Regions from separate parts of the Homo sapiens genome. Here region 1 is linked to region 2. A link is an interaction called in ENCODE POLR2A ChIA-PET data of the cell type or tissue named here. Cell type or tissue: MCF 10A. All regions are shown on one strand. Links, peaks and the distances in the headings refer to the core of each region. The heading gives the core; the rest is flanking DNA. Region 1 has its middle 63 kb from the start of LINC02432. Region 2 has its middle 210 kb from the start of IL15.

What was found. ChIA-PET counts read pairs that join two places held together with the same protein. Peaks named below come from ENCODE experiments on the same cell type or tissue, not always from the same donor. Only the 100,000 strongest peaks of a DNase experiment are listed, where the experiment ranks them.
Region 1: POLR2A ChIA-PET joins it to region 2 with 6 read pairs; 1 of 35 experiments calls an interaction of 5 or more read pairs at or near these places.

What each region holds. Positions count from the first base shown.
Region 1 is chr4:141,394,000-141,396,925 of GRCh38, forward strand. No RefSeq gene overlaps it. Among named protein-coding and RNA genes, the nearest start is that of LINC02432, 63 kb to the left of the region's middle. In MCF 10A, for the core only: no CTCF peak of the experiment used is centred there; a DNase peak (open chromatin) is centred at 1,472.
Region 2 is chr4:141,848,638-141,851,563 of GRCh38, forward strand. No RefSeq gene overlaps it. Among named protein-coding and RNA genes, the nearest start is that of IL15, 210 kb to the left of the region's middle. In MCF 10A, for the core only: no CTCF peak of the experiment used is centred there; a DNase peak (open chromatin) is centred at 1,354.

The DNA.
Region 1 (2,926 bases), core at 274-2,773, 450 kb before region 2:
AACCTTGCCTTAACTATGCCTGTAAATGTTGCCACTGTTTATAAGCCTTGGATGGCTATTTTATCCTCCAAACTATTTAACACTGTTTTCTAATCTCACCAAGAGTGACCTTTTAACTTGTCAGATCTTTCAAAGAAAATATCCAACTTTTTCTGACACTCTAATAAAGCAAATACATATTTTTTTAACTTATGGCTCTAGGTAATACCTAAAATAACAATGATTAAAATAACCAACCTTTGTTACCCAATTAATTGCAGTAAAGCTTAGTGAAATCATATTTTCTAACTTCTTTTCCATCATTCATTCTCTGTTCCAAAGACATGTTTGAGAATTTACGGTGGCAGTGGTTGTGTTAGACAGGGTGAGCTATCTCCTGGGCATGAGAATCTCTTACAGCTCTGCTGACACTTTTATCCTAAGGGACGGACAGGAGATGGTGATGCTGACTGGACATGAGTTGAGACATGTGAGACAAGAGTAGAAAAAGGCCATTTTATGAGCAGAGTCAGCTTGGACCCTGCAGAGAAGGTGGTAAGGAAGCTTGGCAATGATGAAAGACAAAGCAGAAAGAATGGGCGCTGATAGACTAACTCACAAGTCATGAGTCCCTGAGGTTAGTTTGTTGCTTATATCTTACATCTTTGATGCTATAGACTTTCGTTTTTGGTTTTTGCTTTCTGTTTTTTTTTTGTTTTGTTTTGTTTTGTTTTTGAGACAGAGTCTTCCCTGTCACCCAGGCTGGTGTGCAGTGGCGTGATCTTAACTCACTGCAACCTCCACCTCCTGGGTTCAAGCGATTCTTCTTGCCTCAGCCTCTCAAGTAGCTGGGATTACAGGCACTCATCACCACACCTGAGTTTTGTATTTTTAGTAGAGACGGGGTTTTGCCATGTTGGCCAGGCTGGTCTCAAACCTCTGACCTCAAGTGATCTGCCCACCTTGGACTCTCAAAGTGCTGGAATTATAGGCATGAGCCACTGTGCTGGGCAGCTGCTATAGCCTTTGATATCTTATTTGAGGTGAAGGGGCTCACTCTCAAACTGTCTTTCACCCTTAACGACTAAATTAAAATTAAAGCACAGAGTTGACACTGAGTTTTTTTCCTCTTTTTCAATCTTGTTGTCTTTGCAGTGTCATTATATAAGGTACTTTGGGCTCAGAATAGAATCACATGTATAGAACAGCGAAATGACTCAGGTTGATATCACAGCATTTTCCAATCTAGCAGTGAACCTTAGAAAAGGTAATTATGTATTTACGTAATAATCACCTTCTTTTAAAATGGAGATTAAAAAAAGGAGAGTAGGAAATGTGAAAACACTTGAAAAGCAAGTCCAGACATGGTGTAAATTGTGGAAAAAATGCATGATTATTATGCCTACCCTGTGCTTCTGGGGCTTTCCTGCTAGCATTGCCTAAAAATTTTTGGCAAAGAGAAAATAGTTGGATCTCAGGGCATCTCTTACCCTCAGGTGTAGTGGATATGCCAAGCCTCAGGATACCAAACCCATTGCCCATTAGTGATGAAACTCTCCTGCCTCTCTCCCTGCTGGAAGAACAGTCTTGTGACTGATGATTTTTAACCTTTCCCCACTTCTGCATTCTAATGAGACAAAACTGAGTAGACTTAAGGAGAGTAACTGACTCACAGGCAGTCCAAGACTGACCAGGAGGGTGTTATCTCTGTGGTCTACTTTAAAGCAGCAGTCCCCAGTCCTTTTAGCACCAGGGACTGCTTTCCTGGGAGACAATTTTTCCATGGACTGGGTGGGGGAAGTGGTTTGGGGATGATTTAAGCACATTACATTTATTGTGCACTGTATTTCTGTTGTTATTACATTGTAATATATAATGAAATAATTATACAACTAACCATAATGTCAAATCAGCGGGAACCCTAAGCTTGTTTTCTTGCAACTGGACAGTCCCATCTGGGGGCGATGGGAGACTGGGACAGATTATCAGGTATTAGATTCTCTAGAACCCTTGCATGCACAGTTCACAATAGGGTCACAATCCTATGAAAAACTAATGCTGCTGCTGATCTGACAGGAGGTGGAGTTCAGGTGATAATATGAGCAATGGGGAGCGGCTGTAAATACAGATGAAGCTTCACTTGCTGGCCCGTTGCTTACCTCCTACTGTGCAGCCAAGTCCCTAACAGGTTACAACTGGAAGCGGTCCATGATCGAGGGGCTGGGGACCCCTGCTTTAAGGGAAAAAAAGCTCCAATCTTGTCCTTGATTTCAGAAATGTGACCTAAGTTTTAGTTAGCACTATTGTTTGAGGTTGAAGGGTAGACACAGAGTTGGGACATGTGGCCATAAGAGACAGCTGCTGTGAATACTAAAAAGAAGCACGTTAACAAAGACACAATGGATATGCAAAGAGGAGAAGAGAAAGGCACCCACCTTAAAACCTTGAGAAAGACATCATTAGAGAGAGAAGACTGAGGGTGGGTCCAGTCCCTAGAGTCACCTCAGTCTCTGATGCTGTTCTAGTAACGTGCCCATTCCTGTCTATGGACCAGATCTCTTTTCAGTAAATCCTCTTTTCTTTAATGTTAGTTGATTACATCTCCATTCCTGAAATCCAAACCACCAAGTTATTTTCAACACAAAATGAAATAATGTATGCTTATTGTCATATGTTCCCTCAGACTTCTCCAGTTTTGCTTTAGTGGCAAAATTCAGGCTTCCTTTTGTGTATGAATGAGTGAGGACACATTTTTATTCAACATATTTTCAATATTTTGAAATGGGAGTATCTTAGCTATTTCAGGCTTTAGGGAAGTTTTTGTTGGAATGTTCTGTTAGGGAACATTAGAGCAAGACATATATTTTCTCTGGCCACAAAACCTAGAGTGATAGGAGCATGATTATTTAAGTCTTGAATATAGTTGAATTTAATCTGAAGTCCAACA
Region 2 (2,926 bases), core at 175-2,674:
TTTCTCTTTAAATATTTACCTTATTTTATGTAAAATGTAGGTTTACTAGGCATTAAGTAAATCTTGTAACCATTTGCCTTACAGCCTACCTTCTCCTCTTCCTAGGTGCCTTCTCCCTGTGCCCTTTAAGGAAATGTATAAATACTAAACCTCCTGAAAACCTCTCTGGAAAATCAGCCACTTATGTGTCTGTGGCTGTTTTTCCCAGATGCACCCTAAAGCTGGCTTAATAAACCTCAATTGAGACTTATGCCTCAGTCACTCATTTTGATTGTTTGGGATACTCACTGAAATGTATTTGTATTAGTATATTTCCCCATACAAAACTAATTTAGAAAAAGTTCCGTGTCTCTTGATTTCACAGCTCTTCCTATGCAGCTCTTACAATAGGGTAGAACTAATTAAGAAATACCAAGTACATCCAATAAGAACTAATTAAGAAATATCAAGTATATCAAACAACCTAATTATTACTAGTATTTCTCCCTTAATAAGGTGAAAGAAGGACCTCTATAGTTATCCAGAGACTTTTGGAATACCCCAAACATTATTTATGTATAAAAGATATCTTGATATTAATCTCTTTGAATGTACAATCTCTTTTTAAGGAGGACTAAATCAAAAGAATTATCAGAGGAGATTAGACACTTGATTAAGAGAGAAACATGGGTGACTAAGAAAAATAAATGGGTGTAGCCTGGCTACCTATTAATCATAATGTCAAAAGAATATTTTAAAATAGATATAGCAAAAGGTAACCTAATTCTAAGAGACCTTAGCTCTTTCAGAAATAACTTTTTAAAAAATGATGAAGGGTAGATAATCAAAGCAAGGAAAATGCACAAAAAAAAGTTATTCTGATGAGGTGCAACATTTCTGTTGTATGGAAAATTACACAAAAGTTAAAAATTAACCTTTTATCATTTCTTGTTCAGAGGAACTGAGTACTACAAGGCCTTGGTAGTAAAGAATTCACAATTTTTTTTTCCTTGATAAGAAAACTCATCAAAAGTGTACCAACACATTCCATTGCTTCTTTTCAGACTCATACTTTTTGGGGATATAACCCCAGACCAAAAAAAAGTTTATTTTCCTAAAACCTTACACAACGTTCTATATCTACTTATCTTGACACATTATTTTAGAATAAAACTATTATCTTTTTCCTTTAAAAAAACAAGAACACATTTCATTACCTTGAATACAATGGTTATATTTATTTGCCATAATTTTTCCATTTAGAGTCATGCTCATCTATGGCAATTAAAACTTTCAACCAAAGTACAAAGTTCTACTTCACAACAAAAAGTGGGAGGCAGGATTGAGAACTCTCTGTCTTACACAAGTATTTTGGCAGACCAGAGAAACTCATGAGTACACATTACACAACCTCTAAAATCACACGTTCCTTTGACACTCTTAAAGTGGCAAAAATAAAAATGTTCTTGAACATATCTCAAAGGTATAGTCACTCTGTAACATTTTAAATAAAAACTATGCTTGGTAACCAAATTTTCAGTATTCTGTGTTGCTTAGAAATTATCCATGCCTCCAAAGATTATGTATTAATTATGGTATTAATCAAGATTTTAAATTTAACTCAGAATCCTGGTTGGTTTAGATTGACAAATGGAAAAATAACACAATCACTATTGATATCTAAAAGTTTGCTGGAATTATAATTTGGTTAACTGAATACATAATTTGATGTGTTTTATAATCTTAATGTTTATATGGAAGAGTATTCATTAATCTGAACAATAAACCAATATAGAATTTTAGGACATTCATATTAACAGTCTTTTTGTGAGAAAACAAACCCAAATCTTATAAAAAAAGGTTTATTCTATACTTTACACTGAAAAAAGTCAGGAAAAAGATATATAACTGTTTTTAAAACTCATTGAGCCAATCTCATTTTTTCCGTGGATGCATTTTGAACATATGAATGTGAATTGCTACATAAATAAATTACTGAGCTATTGCTGAGAGAAGTTTTTCTTTCTTAACCCTAAAAGCTTAGATAGTTTCTCTAGAGTGGAATTCCTCACTGAACCACAGAACAGAGAAAATAATTTGAGTGACTATTTTTTCAATTCTCCCAAGGATAGTACATACCTAATAGTAATGTAGATGCATCAGAGAAAAGTTAATTATATACAAAGGATGCCTTAGGAAATTAGGGCTTTATTCTCTGGTGGAGGGGGAGAAACCAATAATAGTATATACCAAGCAATAGAAATTTTTTCCTGGGAACTCTTTGTTTTCTTGTGTTATGTACACTGTATGTTTGGTAATATCCTTTTCATGGCCGGAACCAGCACACTGACACTCAGATAGATGAAAGGCAGGACTCTTTGTTACTTACACTTCCCAACAAGAGAAGCCTGCTGATAGAGACAAGAGGCAGCCAAGGGTACCCAGCAAAACCCCGCCTTCAAGCCTGAAACAGCCTGAAGGCTGAAAACCCAGACTGCTGGTCTCAGATGAAGCCTGCCCTTTCCCAACTGATTCTCTCTGAACATTGCCCACCTGTGCACTGGGAGGACGGAGTGGAGCCTCGGGAAGTTCAAGCCATTTGCAGCAGGGAGGAGACTGGTGTTTTCATTTCCTGGGTGGGAACCTGGGATTCAATCAGTGAGGTGGGAAACCTGCTAGCAGGATTCTCTCTCACTTTGCTGAGAGTTATTTTTCCTTTTTCCTTTTCTCCAAATAAATTCTGCTCCTCACCCTTCTATGTGTCCGCAAGCCTAATATTTCCTGGTCACATGACAAGAACCCAGTTTTAGCTGAACTAAGGAGAAAGGTCTGCAACACTGCCAGGCATGGCCACACGAGGTGGTGCCCTGTGACAGGTGGCAACAAGCTGTGGCTGTAAGGGGCAGCTCAGGTCTTGCAGTTCTGGTGGGATTAGCTGGGTTTCACA